2 separate regions of the Homo sapiens genome follow, and region 2 is linked to region 1. Evidence: chromatin loops called from intact Hi-C (ENCODE). Cell type or tissue: HepG2. All regions are shown on one strand. Each heading gives the region's core, and the rest is flanking DNA. Links, peaks and the distances in the headings are about the cores only.

What was found. Hi-C counts contacts between places; a loop is a spot of excess contacts. Peaks named below come from ENCODE experiments on the same cell type or tissue, not always from the same donor. Only the 100,000 strongest peaks of a DNase experiment are listed, where the experiment ranks them.
Region 2: it touches region 1 in a loop (11-fold over the local background); 6 of 110 quality-filtered maps call a loop at or near these places.

The regions. Positions count from the first base shown.
Region 1 is chrX:88,609,925-88,618,537 of GRCh38, forward strand. It overlaps LOC107985713 (a long non-coding RNA gene), which reads right to left and starts at 3,566. Exons shown (of 5, transcript XR_001755911.2): 1 at 3,424-3,566. In HepG2, for the core only: a CTCF peak has its summit at 3,608 (motif pointing left); a DNase peak (open chromatin) is centred at 3,587.
Region 2 is chrX:87,580,559-87,589,171 of GRCh38, forward strand. All of the region lies in intron 1 of KLHL4 (kelch like family member 4), which reads left to right. Among named protein-coding and RNA genes, the nearest start is that of KLHL4, 67 kb to the left of the region's middle. In HepG2, for the core only: a CTCF peak has its summit at 3,283 (motif pointing right); no DNase peak of the experiment used is centred there.

The DNA of each region.
Region 1 (8,613 bases), core at 509-8,508:
AACCCAAATGCCCATCAATGTTAGACTGGATAAAGAAAATGTGGCACATATACACTGTGGGATACTATGCAGCCATAAAAAAGGATGAGTTCATGTCCTTTGCAGGGACATGGATGAAGCTGGAAACCATCATTCTCAACAAACTAACACAGGAACAGAAAATCAAATACCACATATTCTCACTCATAAGTGGGAGTTGAACAATAAAAACATATGGGCACAGGGAGGGGAACATCTCACACTGGGGCCTGTTGGGGGGTGGGGGGCATGAGGAGGGATAGCATTAGGAGAAATACCAAATGTAGATGACAGTTTGATGGGTCCAGCAAACCACCATGGTACATTTATACTTATGTAACAAGCCTGCCTGTTCTGCACATGTATCCCAGAACTTGAAGTATCATTGATATACATATATATATATATATATATCAAAGCTATAGCAACCAAGACACCATGATATTGGCATAAAAACAGACCCACAGAGCAAAAGAAGAGAATAGAGAACACAGATATATACTACCCCAGCTGCAAAAAATCTCATCTTCGACACAGGTGCCAAGCACACACAATGGGAAAAGGACAGTTGTTTCAATAAATGTGTTGGAAAAATCGATTAACTATGCCAAAAAAAAAATTAGACTGCCATCTTTCACCACACACAAAAATAAAATAAAAATAAATTAGAAACTATAATCTACTACCTGAAACTAGGAAACTACTAGAAGAAAACATTGGGGAAACACTGTAGGAAATTGGTCTGGGCAAATTTTTTTGTGTGTAAGACCTGAAAGGCACAGGGTACCAAAGCAAAAATAGACAAATAAGATTACCTCAAGCTAAAAAGCTTTCACGCAACAAATGAAACAATCAAAAAAATGAAGACAATCCACAGAATTGAAGAAAACAGTTGCAAACCATTGATCTGACAAAGGATTAATAACCAGAATATATAAGTGGCTTAAACAGTTCAAGAGCAAAATAATAATAATAATTCAATTAAAAGATAAGCAAAAGGCCGTGTCTGGTGGCTCATGCCTGTAATCCCAGTACTTTGGGAGGCTGAGGCGGGTGGATAACCTGAGGTCAGGAGTTCAAGACCAGTCTGGCCAACATGGTGAAACCCCATCTCTACTGAAAATACAAAAATTAACTGGGCATGGTGGCAGGGGCCTGTAATCCCGGCTACTCAGGAGGCTAAGGCATGAGAATCTCTTGAACCCGGGTGACAAGAGCAAAACTTCATCTCAAAAAAAAAAAAAAGCAAAAGATCTGAATAGACTTTTCTCAGAAGTACATAAATGACAAACATGTGTATGAGAAATGCTAAAAATAACAAATCATCAGAGAAATGCAAATCAAAATCACAGTGAGACATCATCTCACTCCAGTTAAAATAGCTTTTATCAAAAACACAGGCAATAACTCACAAGAGTATTGAGAAAGGAAAACTCTTGTACATTGTTGCTGAGAATATAAATTAATACTGTGACTATGGAGAACATTATGGAGGTTTCTCAAAGAAGAAAAAATAGATCTACCACTAGGCATGGTGGTTGACACCTGTAATCCCAACACTTTGAGAGGCCAAGATAGGTGAATTGTTTGAGCCCAATGTCAAGATCAGCCTGGGCAATATGGTGAAACTCCATCTCCACAAAAAAATTAAAAAAATTAGCCCAGCATGGTGGCATGCACCTATAGTCCCAGCTACTAGGGAGGCTGAGGTGGGAGGATCACTGGAGCCCAGAAGGTAGAGGTCGCAGTGAGTCAAGATCACCCCAGTGTACTCCAACCCAGGTAACAGAGCAAGACACTGAAAAAAAAAAAGTGCTACCATATATTAAGCAATTCTACTACTGGGTATATATTCAAAAGAAAGGAAATCAGTACATCAAAGAGATGTCTGCATTTCCATGTTATTGCTGCATTATTTAGAATAGTTCAAAATATGGAATCAACATAAATGCTCACCAATGAATAAGTGGATAAAGACAATATGGCATATATGCATAACAAAATATTATTCAGCCATAAAAAGAATGAAATCCTGTCATTTTAAGGAACACAGATGGAACTGGAGATCACTATATTAAGTGAAATAAGTCAGGCACAGAAAGACAAATATCACATTTTCTCACTCATATGATGGAGCTAAAATAGTGAATCTCATGAAAATGAAGAGTAGATTAATGGTTATCAAAGGCGGAAATGAAAGAAACAAAGAAGATTTTATATTTATAATAAGTACATAAGCATATATTACCACTAAACTTCGCATTTCAAAACAGCAAAATAATAAATTATATATGTATTTTTCACTTCAATAAAAAAAGAAACAAAAATGTAAAAAGCATGGAATTGTAATAAAACACACATATGTCAATGAAACAGAATTGAGAAACCAATTATAAATTCACATATTTATAGCTAACTGATTTTCAAAAAAGGAGTCAAGAACATACATTAGGAAAATGCCACTCTTTTCAGTAAATAGTTTTAGACAAACTGGATATCGACATGTAGAAGAATAAATCTAAATTTCCATCTTTTACCATATATAATAAACAACTCAAAATGCATTAAAAACTTAGATGTAAGACACAAATTATAAAAGAATAAAACATAGGGGAAATGCCTTAGAACATTGTTCTAGGTACAGATTTTATGAGTAATACTTCAAAAGTGAAGGCATTAAGAAAAATAGAGAAATGAGATTATGTCAAACAAAAAAGCTCCTGAACAGCAAAGGAAACAATCAGCAGTGGAAAGAGACAACCTGAAGAATAGGAGAAAATATTTGCAAACTATTCATTCACAAGGCGTTAATGTCCAGAATATATAAGGAACTCAAACAACTGAACAGAAAAAAAAATCTATTACAAAATTTTGGCAAATAGACATTTTTCAAAGAATAAATACAAATGACCAAGTACATAAAAAAATTTTCAACACTGACTTTCAGTTTCAAAATGGCAGCATAGCAGAAAGCTGGCCTCACCACCCCCATAGAAAACTAAAAACAAACATATAGTGCCAAGATTCTCTCCAGCAATAGCCCAGACCTCACACAGGAAGATGTGACAGTTCCCAGGACGGCAGGAAAGTCAAGAAACCTTAGAGCATATGTAAGAGATTCAGACTTCCACATCTGTGATGACCGTTCCTCCAATCTTCCCACCACCAAACACATAAAAATCTTCCTTAGGACTAATGGTCTCTACACTGGAAAAAGTGGGATCAAGAGGGGGCACCACCATCCTGACGATCTCAGCTTCACTGACAAAAAAACACATTCCTGCCTCAACCCACGGGAAGCATTGGGAGTGCCTGAAGGGAGAAATATTCCTGAAGACAGTGAGAGACAAATGGAGAAGGAAGGACAACCATTCCTAGCCCTGAAAACTCTGCTTTGTAACTCACCCAAAGGAGACATCAATTCAGAGCAACTGTTCAGTATCACCACATTTTAGAAGTTTTATCCCATAGTTCCCATGGGTACAAACCCCTAATTAGCTTTCCCACACTACTGGGATATTTCTCCTGTTACATCCCTCATTCTGGATGAAAGACATTCTGTTTACTAGAACTGCAGCAAACCTGGGCTTAAGGCTCCATCTAGTGCCCTAATGAAGGCATCAACCTAGCAGAAAAAAAAAAAAAAAGAAAAGTAAAGAAAGGAAAAGAAAAGAAGAAAAATCAATAGGCAAATTATAAAAAATCTCTAAGCAAACATATCTAACAACAACAACAAAAACAAGCCAAGCAGAGAAAACTGGAATAAATAATTAATATTTCAATGCAAAGAAATAGACATACTGCCACACAAACAACAGCAAAGGGAATTATGACATTCTCATATGTACAAAGCAAGAAACTAGTGACTGACCCTAATGAGATGGTGATTTGTTAACTCTCTAAGAATTTAAAATAGCAATTTAAAGAAATAGTGTTTTCCAAGATAACATAAAAAATCAATCAGGAATTAATCATAGAAACTTTGCAAATGAAATAATAAGACAATATCAAGCATAAACTGTGGAACTGAGATATACATTCACTTAACTGAAAAATTTATTAGAGGCCTTCAACAGCAGAATAGATCAAACATAGAAAATAATCAGGGAGATCAAAGACAGGCTATTTGAAAATACAGTCAGGAGAAAAATAAAAATAAATGAAGATAAAGTAAAATATAGAAAAATATCTCAAAAAACCAGCTCTAAGAATTATTGGTGTTCAAAGGGGAGCTAAGCAAGAGCAAGGTACAAAGCTTATCAGAAGAAATAATAGCATAAAATTTTCCAAAACTTAAGAAAGAGATAAATATCTAGGTACGGGAAGGTCAGAGAACACCAAAATAATTAAAGTCAAATAAGAGTACTCCAAGGCATATAATAATCAAATTCTCAAATGTCAAGCACAAAGAGAGGATCCTATAAGCATCAATATAAAATAAGAAAATAACATATAAAAGAGCTTCGATTCATCTAACAGACTTAACAAAAACCATTCAGGCCAGAAGGGTGTATGATGACATTTTCAAACTGCAACAAACAAACAAACAAAACCACTGTCATCCAACAATATTGTACCCAGGAAAGCTATTCTTCTTTTTTTTCTTTCTTTTCTTTTCTTTTTTTTTTTCTGAGATGGAGTCTCGCTCTGGTGAGCAGGCTGGAGTGCAGTGGCGCGATCTCAGCTCACTGCAACCTCTGCCTCCCGGATTCAAGCAATTCCCTGCCTCAGCCTCCCGAGTAGCTGGGATTACAGGCCTCCACCATCACGCCCAGCTAATTTTTATATTTTTAGTAGAGATGGGGTTTCACCATCTTGGCCAGGCTGGTCTTGAATTCCTGACCTCGTGATCTACCCATCTTGGCCTCCCAAAATGCTGGGATTACAGATGTGAGCCACAGCGCCCAGCCAGCTAGTCTTCAAATATGAAGAAGAGATAAAGTATTTCCCAGATAAAAGCTGAGATAATTCACCACCACCTGTCATGTATTATAAGAAATGCTAAAAGGAGTTTTTCATCCTGAAAGAAAAAGATACTAATGTGCAAAAACAAAACATTTGAAAGTATAAAACCCACTGGCAATTCTAAGTATACGGATAAACCCAGACTACTCTAATACTGTAATTTTGGTGTGTGATCCACTCATAACTTTATTATAAAGCCCAAAGGACAAATTTATCAAAAACAATAATAACCTCAGCAACCTGTTAAGAGACAGGCAATATAAAAATATGAAAATTGAGACAACTTAAGTCTAAATGTGAAAAATGGAATTAAAGTGTAGAGTTGTTTTTTTGTTGTTGTTTTCTTGGTTTGTTTCTTTTTTTTATTTGTGAGCTAAGACAAGTTGTCATCTTTTAAAAATAAAAGAATGAAAGAAAGAGAAATAAAGCAACAAAATGGCAGTAGTAAGTCCTTACTTATCAATACTGTCACTGAATGTAAATTGAATCAATTTTTCAATTAAAAGGCACAAAGTGGCTGAATGGATAAATCAGACCCAATATCCACCTCATCTATAAAGGCACATAGACCGAAAGTGATGGAGTGTTAAAAGATATTCTATGCAACTAGAAACTTAAAAAGAGCAGGAGTAGCTACACTTATTTTAGACAAAATAGGATACAAATCCGAGACTGTAAAAAGAGACAAAGAAGGTCACCACATAATAAAGAAGCCAATTCAGTGAGAGGATATAACAATTGTAAATATCTATACACTTAAGCATATAAAGCAAACGTTAATAGATTTAAAGGGAAAGATAGTCTGCAATACAATAATGGCAGGGGACATCAACAACTCAATCTCAGGAATGGACAAATTATCCAGACAGAAAGTTAACAAAGAAACATCAGTTAAACTACACACTAAACCAAATAGACATAGATAGTTTCAGAACATTTCACCTCGCTGCTGCATTACACACATTGTTTTCATCAGCACATGGAACATTCTCTAAAATAGACCATATCTTAGGCCACAAAACAAGTCTCGACAAATTCAAAAAAGTAGAAATTAAATCAAGTGTATTTTCTGATCATAGTGGAAGAAAACTAGAAATCAATAATGAGGAAACTCAGAAATACATAAACACATGAAAATTAAACAACATGCTCTTTATGAATGAGCCAGTAAAAAAAAAAAAAATGAAGAAGGAAATTTAAGAAAATCTTTTGAAAGAAATGAAAAAAAAAAAGCCTACCACATACCAAAATCTATGGGATATGGAAAAAGCAGTACGAAGAGGGAAGATTATGGCAATAAATGCTTATATACAAAAGTGGAAGGACTTCAAATAAACAACCAAATGATGCACCTCAAGGAAGTAGAAAAGTAAGAACAAACTCAAAATTAATAGAAAAAAAGATAATAAATATTAGAGCAGAAATAAAATTTTGACAAAAAATACAGATCAATGATATGAAAAGTTGCTTTCTAAGGATAAAATCTATGAACCTTTAGCTAGACTTAGAAAAAAGAGGGAAGACCCTACCTAACATATAAAAATCACCAATAAAAAAGAAGCTATGACATTTGGGAGCGCAGAAATACAAAGAAACTTTAGAGACAATTACAAACAATTATATGCCAACAAATTGAAAATCCTAGAAGGAATGGATAAATTCCTGGACTCCTATAGCCTACCAAGATTGAACCATGAAAACCTCAACAAACCAATAATGAGTAATGGGGTTGATGCCATAATAAAGATTCTCCCATCAAAAATGTTTAAAGATCCAAGAATTGACAGCTATACTCTTACATTCTCCAAAACTTTTGAAGAAGAAATAGTCACAATTCTACTCTAGCTCATCAAAAATTTGAAGAAGGAAAAGGTCTAAACTCATTCCAAAAGGCTACCATTATCTTGATACAATAACCAGAGAAAGACATAAGAGATGAACATATGCATAATTCCTCAACAAAATACTAGCAAACCAAATTCAACAAATTAAAAAGATAATTTGCCAAGATCCAGTAGGATTCATCCTAGTGACTTCAGGATGATTCAACACATGCAAATTAGTAAATGGGATATATTATGTTAATAGAACTAAAGAAAAAAACCCTATGATTATTTCAATACATGCTCAAAAATTATTCAATGAAATTCAGCATTCTATTATGATTAAAACCCTCAATGAACTAAGTCTTAAAAAAAAAAAAAAACCTCAAAATAACAAGAATCAGATATGGCAAACCCACACCCAACATCATACAAAACAGAAAAAAATTGAAAGAGATTTTTCTAAGATCTTGAACAAGTCAAATATGCCCACTTCTCTCACTTTCATTCAACATTATAACTGAAAATTCAGGTTAGAGCAATAAGGCAAGATAAAGAAAGACATTCAAATTGGAAAGAAAGAAGCCAAATTAGTCTTGTTTGCAGATGCCAGGATCCTAACACTTGGAAAAACCTGTAGACTGCAACAAAATAACTTTTTTTTCTTTTTTTCTTTTCTTTTTTTTTTTTTTTTTTGGAGAAAGGGTCTCTGTCACCCAGGCTGGAGTCCAGTGGCACAATCTTGGCTCACTGCAACATACACATCCTGGGTTCAAGTGATTCTCATGCCTCAGCTTTCCAGGTGTAGCTGGGACTACAGGCATGTGCCACCATGCCCAGTTAATTTTTGTATTTTTAGTAGAGACGGAGTTTCACCATTATGGCCAGACTGTTCTCAAACTTCTGGCCTCAAGTGATCACCCATCTCAGCCTCCCAAAGTGCTAGGATTACAAGCGTGAGCCACCATGCACGGCCTACCAAAATAACTATTAAAGTAGATAAATAAAATCAATAAAATTAAAGAATACAAAAGTATGCAAAATCAGTAGCATTTATATGAGCCAAGAGCAAAAAATCTGAAAAAAATATCAAGAAAGCAATCCAATTTCCAACAGCTACAAGAAATATAAAATGTCTAGGCATCCATTTAACCAAAGAAGTAAAATATGTGTACCAGGAATACTATACAACACTAATGAAAGAAATTTAAAATGATATAAAAACATAAAAAGACACTTCATATTTTGAAATTGAAGAATTCATATTGTTAAAATTATAATTTTATTTAAAGCAATTTGCAGATCTAATGCAATCTCTATCAAAATACTAATGACATTCTTCATAGAAATAGAAAAAATATTAAAATTTATGTGGTACCACAAAATATATAGTCCCACAAAAATAATCTGAATTATTTTCTCTTTCTTATAGATGAGGAAATTGAGAATGTACCTCAGAGAGATTAAATAGTTTGCCAAGGTTATAAAGCAAGAAAGTGGCTGAGCTGAGGCTCAAAGAGAGTTCATGCTCTCAGGTACCACACCATCCTGTTTCCTATGTATATCACATAGATACATAATCTACATGACATTCTTCACAGAAATAGACAAAAAATCATAAAATTTATATGGGACCACAAAAGACCCTGATAGCCAAAGCAATCATGAGCAAAAAGAACAAAGCTGGAGACATCATGCTACCTGACTTCAAAACACACTTCAAAGCTATAATAACCAAATCAGCATAGTACTCACATAAAAACAGACACACAGACCAATAAAACTGAATAAAGGACACACATATAAA
Region 2 (8,613 bases), core at 96-8,095, 1.0 Mb before region 1:
TAGGGAGCTATACTTCCATCAGATGAAAGAGATGTTAAGTCAAAAAGTGTCACAAGATACATACAAAGAAGGTAATTTTATAATAATAAAATATCAATTTATCAAGAAGATATAAGAATTATAAACTTATTTCTACACAATATCAGAGCATCTACATATATAAAATAAACATTAAAGGGAAATAGATAGCAATACAATTGTAGGAGATTTTAATACCAAACTTGAAATAATTGATTGAATATCCAGACAGAAAGTTAAAAAGGAAACAGACTTGCACAACACTATATAGACCAAATGAACATAAAAGAAATAGACATCACTGGGCAGGACCTCCCAGCTAGGGCCTCCAGCCACCCCCACTCACATGTATTCTATAGACAGAGCTCTGATCTCTCCCTGGGACAGAGTACCTAAATGTAGGGGAGGGCTGCCAGGTTGATTGTTTGGACAACTCATCCATTCCAGCCTGTGGGCTTTAAAGAGCCCAAGCTGACAGGGTCACAGTTGGTTCATCAGCATGACATGGCTATTTTGTCAAGGCATGGCCAGACTGCTTTTTTAAGTGGGACTGCAGTTCACTTCTTGTGATAAGGGTTTTCTCACCCAGGGCTTCTGGCCACCCCTGCCTATGTTTTAAGGCTGAGACGGAGTGCTAATTTCTCCCTGGGGTGGAGTGCCGGGGGGTGGGGAAGACCACCATGTTGGCTATTTGGGCATCTCAGCCAGTCTAGCCTATTGGCCTTGGAGAGGCCAAACCAATTGGGGGCTGAAGAGATCCCCAACACAGCACAGCTGCTCTCCGCAAAAGCAATCAGAATGCATCTTTAAGGGGTTTCTTGATCCCATTCCTCTGACTGTGTGAGACGTCCCAACCAGGGTCTCCACCCACCTCCTACAGGTGCGTTCAGTCTGGTAACAGGTCAGTACCCCCCTGGGACAGAGCTTCCAGAGACAGTGGCAAAAGGCCATATTTGCTGTTTCACAGCATTCACTAGTGATACCTCCAGGTACTGGACAAACATAGGTGACTAAAATATAGAGCAGACCCACTGCGGACTGCAGCAGCCCTATGGAAGAGTGGCCAGATGGTTAAAAGAAAAACAAAGGAACAAACAACAAAAAAAACCAGAAAAACTCCATCCAAAGGTAAGCAATCTCAAAAACAGAAGGTAGATGAGCCCACAAAGATGAGAAAGAATCAGCACAAAAATGCTGAAAACTCAAAAAGCCAGAGTGCCCCTTTTCCTCCAAATAACTGCAACACCTCTGCAGGAAGGGTTCAGAACTGGGATAAGGCTGAGATGGCTGAAATGACAGAACTAGGCTTCAGAATGTGGGTAAAAATGAACTTCACTGAGCTAAAGAAGCATGTTGTAACTCAATGCAAAGAAGCTAAGAGGTATGATAGAACAGTGCATGAGCTGACAGCCAAAATAGCCAATATAGAGAGGATCATAACCAACCTGATAGAGCTAAAAGCACACTATAAGAATTTCACAATGCAATCACAAGTATTAATAACAGAATAGATCAAGTAGAGGAAAGAATCTCAAAGCTTGAAGCCTATCTTTCTGAAGTAAGACAGGCAGACAAAAATAGATCATCCCCCCTGCAAGGACAACAAGTTAATAAGTATCTACATAGAAAAAACACCTTCATAAGAAACGAAAATTAGGTGAGCACTCATGGTACCTGGTTTTAACTTTATATCACTGTAAAAAAGCACCTAAGAGATAGAAAAAAACAGTCTGGAATCGCGGATGCCACCACTTCCCCAACATCCAGCAGCAGCAGCTTGTTGCTGCGAGCCTGTCTGAGTATTTTTGTAGGGATAACACAGCAATTGTGGGGAATAGAACTTGGTGCTGTCCTGTAAGAGCAGAAAGAAAAACCAGAACAAAGTCAGCTGATGGCCGTTCAGAAAGGGAACATTTAAACCAGCCCTAGCCAGAGGGAAATCCCAATCTAAGCAGTCCAAATTTGAGTTCATGAAACCTCACCACGAAAGAACTACAGCACTCTGTGTCCCCAAGTAAATTTGAAAGGCAGTCTAGAGCATGATGACTACATCTCTTAGGCAACATCTAGTGCAGAACTAGGCCAAGATAAAGTGGACTTGGGCTGGTGGGGGGATCATTTTGTGTCCAGAGTTGGTTCCTTCCAGTGGGTTTGTGGTCTCACTGACTTCAAGAATGGAGCCGCAGGCCTTCGTGGTGAGTGTTACAGCTCTTAAAGATGGCACGGACCCAAATAGTGAGCAGCAGCAAGATTTATTGTGAAGAGCGGAAGAACAAAGCTTCCAAAGTGTGGAAGAGGACCTGAGTGGGTAGCCACTGCTGGCTGGGGTGGCCAGCTTTTATTCCCTTATTTGTCCCCTCCCATGTTCTGTTTCTGTCCTATCATAGTGTCGTTTTTTTCAATCCTCCCTGCAATTGGCTACTTTTAGGATCCTGCTGATTGGTGCATTTTACAGAGTGCTGATTAGTACATTTTATAATCCCCTTGCTAACTACAGAGTGATGATTGGTGCGTTTTTACAGAGTGCTGATTGGTGCATTTTACAATCCTCTTGCTAGCTACAGGGTGTTAATTGGTGCGTTTTTACAGAGCACTGATTGGTGCATTTTACAATCCCTTTGCTAGCTACAGAGCACTGATTAATGTGTTTTACAATCCTCTTGTAAGACAGAAAAGTTCTCCAAGTCCCCACTCGACACAGGAAGTCCAGCTGGCTTCACCTCTCAATTTGACATAGTGAGACACCAACTGGGGCAGCCATGGGAGTGCTAGCATCACCCTCCCCTGGCCCCAGGCCACGTAGCACAGCTTGCAGCTCTAAATAAGACTCCTTCCTTCTGATTTAGGAAAGGAGAAGGAAGAGTAAAGGAAGAGTGGGGAGGACTTTGTCTTGCATCTTCGATGCCATGTCAGCCATACCAAAATAGGGCATCAGTCAGAGTTGTGAGGCCCACATTCTAGGCCCTAGCTCCCAGACATTTCTAGACACACTCTGAGCCAGAAGGAAACCCATTGCCTTGATGAAAAGGACCTAGCCCTGGCAGTATTCACATCTGCTAACTGAAGAGCCTTTGGTCCCTAAATAACCAGAAGCAATACCCAGGTAGTACATTGACGGCCTTGGGTTAGCCCTTAGACTTTCTGGCTTCAGGTAAGACTCAGCACATTACCAGCTGTAATGGCCATAGGACAAACCTCCTTCTGCTTGAAAAAAGCAGAGGAAAAAGTAAAGGGAACTTTGCATAGCAACTTAGGTACCAGCATGACCACAAGGGGGCAGAGCACAAAGTGGGCTCTTAAGCCAGTGAATTTTTACAGCTTGCCTTGGGCTAGGACCAGTGCTGGGCTGGCTTCAAATGTGACCCAGCACATAGTGGTGGTGGTAACAATGGTGCTTGTGTCATTTCACCTCCAGCTTTAGGTGGCTCAGAAAAGAGAGAGACTCTACATTTTTGGGAGAACAAAAGGAAAAGGAACAAAAGTCTCTGCCTGGTAAATCTGAGAATTCTCCCAGATCTTGTTGAAGACCATCAAGGCAGTACCTCTATGAATCTGAAAGGACAACAGTTCTACTGGGCTTGAGGTGCCCCCTAAAGTAGATACTGATTAAATCACAATACCCAAGTCCTTTCGAATATCTGGAAACCCTTCCCATGAAGCACATCTATAACTAAGCCCAGACAATAAATACTACAATAAATAGCCAACTCTTCAATGCCCAGACACCAAAGAACATCTACCAGCATCAACATCATCCACGGAAACATGACCTCAATAAATGAACGAAATAAGGTACCAGGGACCAATTCTGGGTAAACAGAGATATGTAACCGTTCAGGCAGATAATTCAAAAGAGCTGTGTTGAGGAAACACAAAGAAATTGAAGATAATGCAGAGAAGGAATCCAGAATTCTATCAGATACATTTAACAAAGAGATTAACTAATTGAAAAAATCAGGAAGAAATCCTGGAGCATAAAAGTGCAATTTTACCACTGGAGAATGCACCAGAGTCTTTTAAGAGCAGGATGGATCTAGCAGAAGATAGTAATAGTGAGTTTGAAGACAGCTACTTGAAAATACACAGTCAGAAAAGACAAAATAAAAAAAAAGAATAGAAAACAATGAAGCACACCTTCAGAAACCAGAAAAAACCCTCAAAAGGGCAAATCTAAAAGTTATTGGCCTTAAAGAGAAGGTAGGGAAAAGATAGAAGTAGCAAGTTCATTTAAAGGGATAATAAGAGAGAACTTCCCAAACCTAGGAAAAGTTATCCGTATCCAAAAAAAAAAAAAAAAAGTTATAGAACATCAAGTAGATTTACCCCCAAAATGACGACCTCAAGCCATTTAATAATGAAACTTCCAAAGGTTAAGATAAAGGAAAGATACCAAAAGCAGCAAGAGAAAAGAAACAAGTAACATTAAATGAAGCTATAATACATCTGGCAGCACACTTTTCAGTGGAAGCCTTACAGGCCAAAAGAGAGTGGCATGATATATCTAAAGTGCTGAACAACAATAACAAAAAAAACCTTTTACTCTAGAATAATATATCTGGTGAAAATATTATTCAAACATGAAAAGGAAATAAAGCCCTTCACAAACAAATGAAAGCTGAGGGATTTCATCAACACCAGGCCTGTCCTACAAGAAATGCTAAAGGGAGAACTTCAATAAAAAATATAAAGACATTAATGATCAATAAATAATTGCCTGAAGGTATAAAACTCACTAATGACATTAAGTAAAAAGAAAAACACAGAATATTATAACACTAACTATGGTGTGTAAACTACTCTTAATTAGAAAGACAAAACGAAAAATAATAAGTACAACTTTTCAAGACATAGTACAATACGATATAAATAGAAACAACAAAATGTTAAAGCAGGGGTAATAGCTAAAACAGATTTTTTTTATTAGTTTTCTTTTTGTTTGTTTGTTTATGCAAATAGTGTTGTTATTAGATTAAAATAATGGATTAGAAGATGATAGTATTTGCACACCTCCCAGTAACCTCAAACCAAAAAACATACAATGGATACACAAAAAATAAAAACAAGAAACAAAATTATATCACCAGAAAAATTAACTTGATTACAGAAAGACAGGAAGAAAGGAAATAAGGAAGAGATGACCACAAAACAAACAGAAAACAAATAACAAACAAATTAGCAGGAGTAAGCCCTTACTCATCGATAATAACATTGAATGTAAATGGACTAAATGATCCAATCAAAAGACATAGACTGGCTGAATGAATAAAAAAGACAAGACTCATTGATCTTTTGCCTATGAGTAACAAGTTTTACCTATAAAGACACACATAGATGAAAAATAAAGAGATGGAAAAATATATTCCATGCCTTTGGAAACCAAAAAAGAGCATAAGTAGCTATACTAATATCAGACAAAATATAATTTAAGACAAAAACTATAAAAAGTGAAAAAGATGGTCACTATATCATGATAAAGGTATCTATTCAACAAGAGGATCTAAAAACTTTTCATATATATGCACCCAACACTGGAGCACACAGATACATAAAACAAATATTGTTAGAGCTTAAGAGAGAGATAGGACCCAGTACAATAATAGCAGGAGACTTCAACACCCCACTTTCAGCATTGGATAGATCGTGTAGACAGAAAATCAACAAAGAAACATGAGACTTAATCTGCACTGAAGAACAAATGGATCTAATACATATTTATAGTCATTTCATCCAAGAGCTTCAGAATAGACACTCTTTTCCTTAGCACATGGATAATTCCCAAAGATAGTCATATGTTAGGTCACAAAACAAGTTTTAAAACATTCAAAAAAAACCTGAAATAATATCAAGGATCACCTCTGACCACAATGAAATAAAACTAGAAATTAATAACAAGATAAATTTTAGCAACTATAGAAATACATGGGAATTAAACAATATGTCCCTGAATGATAAGTTGGTCAATGAATAAATTAAGATGGAAATTAACAAATTTCTTGAAACAAGTGGTAATGGAAACACAACATATCAGAACCCATGGAATACAGGAAAACCAGCACTAGGAGGGAAGTTTGCAGCTATAAGTGCTTACATCAAAAAGAGGAAAAATTTCAAATAAGCAATCTAACAATGTGTCTTAAAGAACTAGAAAAGCAAGAGGAAATGAAATCCAAAATTAGCAGAAGAAAATAAATAATAAAAATCAGAGCTAAAATAAATGACATTGAAATGCAAACCACAATACAAAAGATCAATGAAACAAGAATTTGTTTTTTAAAAAGTTAAACAAAATTGACAAACTTTTAGCCAGACTAAGAAAAATAGAGAAAATATCCAAATTAATAAGATCAGAAATGAAAAGGAGACATTAAAACTGATACTGCAGAATTTAAAGGATCAATAGTGGCTGCTGTGAGCAACTATAGGCCAATAAATGAGAAAATCTGGAAGAATTTGACAAATTCCTAGATACATAAAACCTACCAAGATTGAACCAAAAATAAATCTAAAACCTGAACAGATGAATAACAAGTAATGAGATGAAAGCCATAATAAAAATCTCTCCATAAAATAAAGCAAAAAAAAAAAAAAAAAAGCCCAGGACCCATGGCTTCACTGCTGAGTTTGACCAAATATTTAAAGAAGAATTAATAACAATCTCACTCAAGCTATTCTATTCTGAATAATAGAGGAGGAGGTAACACTTTGAAACTCATTCTGTTAGGCCAGTATTATCCTGATACCAAAAGCCAACAAAAACAGATCAATAAAAAGGAAAGTAGGGGCCAATATAGATGGAAAATATTGATGCAAAAAATTGTCAACAAAATACTAGCAAACAGAATTCAACAATACATTAGAAAAAATATTCATCATGATCAAGAGGGATTTATTTCTGGAATGTCAGGATAGTTCAACATATGCAAATTAATCAATGTGATACATCATATCAACAGAATGAAGAATAAAATCCATATGATCATTTCAATTGATGCTGAAAAAGCAAAAGCATTTGATGAAATTAAACATCCTTTCATGATAAAAACCCTAAAACAACTGGGGATAGAGGGAACGTATCTCAACATATTAATAGCCATATACAATGGACTCAGAACTATTATCATACTGAGTGCTGAAAAACTGCAAGCTTTTTCTCTAGTATCTGGAACACGAAAAGTTTACCTGCTGTCATCACTTTTATTAAACATAACACTTAAAGTCCTAGATAGACCAGTCAGACAAGTAAAAGATGTAAAGGTCACCCAAAATGGAAAGGATGACATCAAATTATCCTTTTTTGTGCATGATACTATCATATACTTGGAAAAACCTAAAGGATCCACAAGAAATCTACTAGAACTGATCAACAAATTCAGTAAACTTGCAGGATAAAAAATCAACATACAAAAATCAGTAGCATTCCATATGTCAACAGTGTGAAGAATCTGAAAAAGAAATTAAAAAGTTATCCCATTTACAATAGCCACACATAAAATAAAATACCTAGGAAACACTTAACCAAGGAAGTGAAAGATATATAAGGAAAATTATAAAACACTGATGAAAGAAATTAAAGAGGACACACACTCCCACAAATTCCATGTTCATAGATTGAAAAAATCAATAATGTTAAAATGTCCATACTACCCAAAGCAATCTATAGATTCAATGCAGTCTCTATCAAAATACCAATTACATTATTCACAGAAATAGAAAAACAAATTGAAAATTAATGTGGAACCACTACAGACCCTGAATAGCCAAAGCTATACTAAGCAAAAAGAACAAAACTGGAGGAATCACATTACCTGACTTCAAATTATACTGCAAAGCTATAGTAACCAAAACAGCATGTTACTGGTGTAAAAACAGACACATAGACCAATGAAATGGAATAGAGAATGAGGTAACAAGTCCACACACCTACAGTGAACTCATTTTAGACAAAGATGCCACAAACACACACTGGGGAAAAGACAGTCTCCTAAGTAAGTGGTGCTGGGAAACCTGGATATCTATGTTCAGGAGACTAAAACTAGACCCTCATATCTCACCATATTAAAAAAAATCAAAGCAACATGGATTAAACATTTAAATCTAAGACCTTAAACTATGAAACTACTACAAGAAAACATTGGGTAAAATCTCCAGGACATTGGTCTGAGCGAAAATTTCTTGAGCAATATCTCCACAAGCACAGGCAACCAAAAGAAGAAGAAGAAGGAGAAGGAGAAGGAGAAGGAGAGGAAGAGGAAGAGGAAGAGGAGGAAGAGGAGGAAGAGGAAGAGGAAGAAAAATAAGATTATTTCAAGTTAAAAAGCTGCATAGCAAAGGACACAACCCACAGAATGGGAGAGAATATTTGCAAACTACTCATTTGACAAGAGATTAATAAGTAGAATTTATAATTTGATCAAAAAATGAGCAAAAGATTTGAAAAAAACATTTGTTAAAAAAAGACAAGAAACAGTTATATGAGAAGGTGCTCAACATCATTGATCATCAGAGAAATGCAAATCAAAACTACAATGAGATATTATCTCATCTTAGTTAAAACAACATATTCAAAAGACAGTCAATAACAAATGCTGGTGGGGA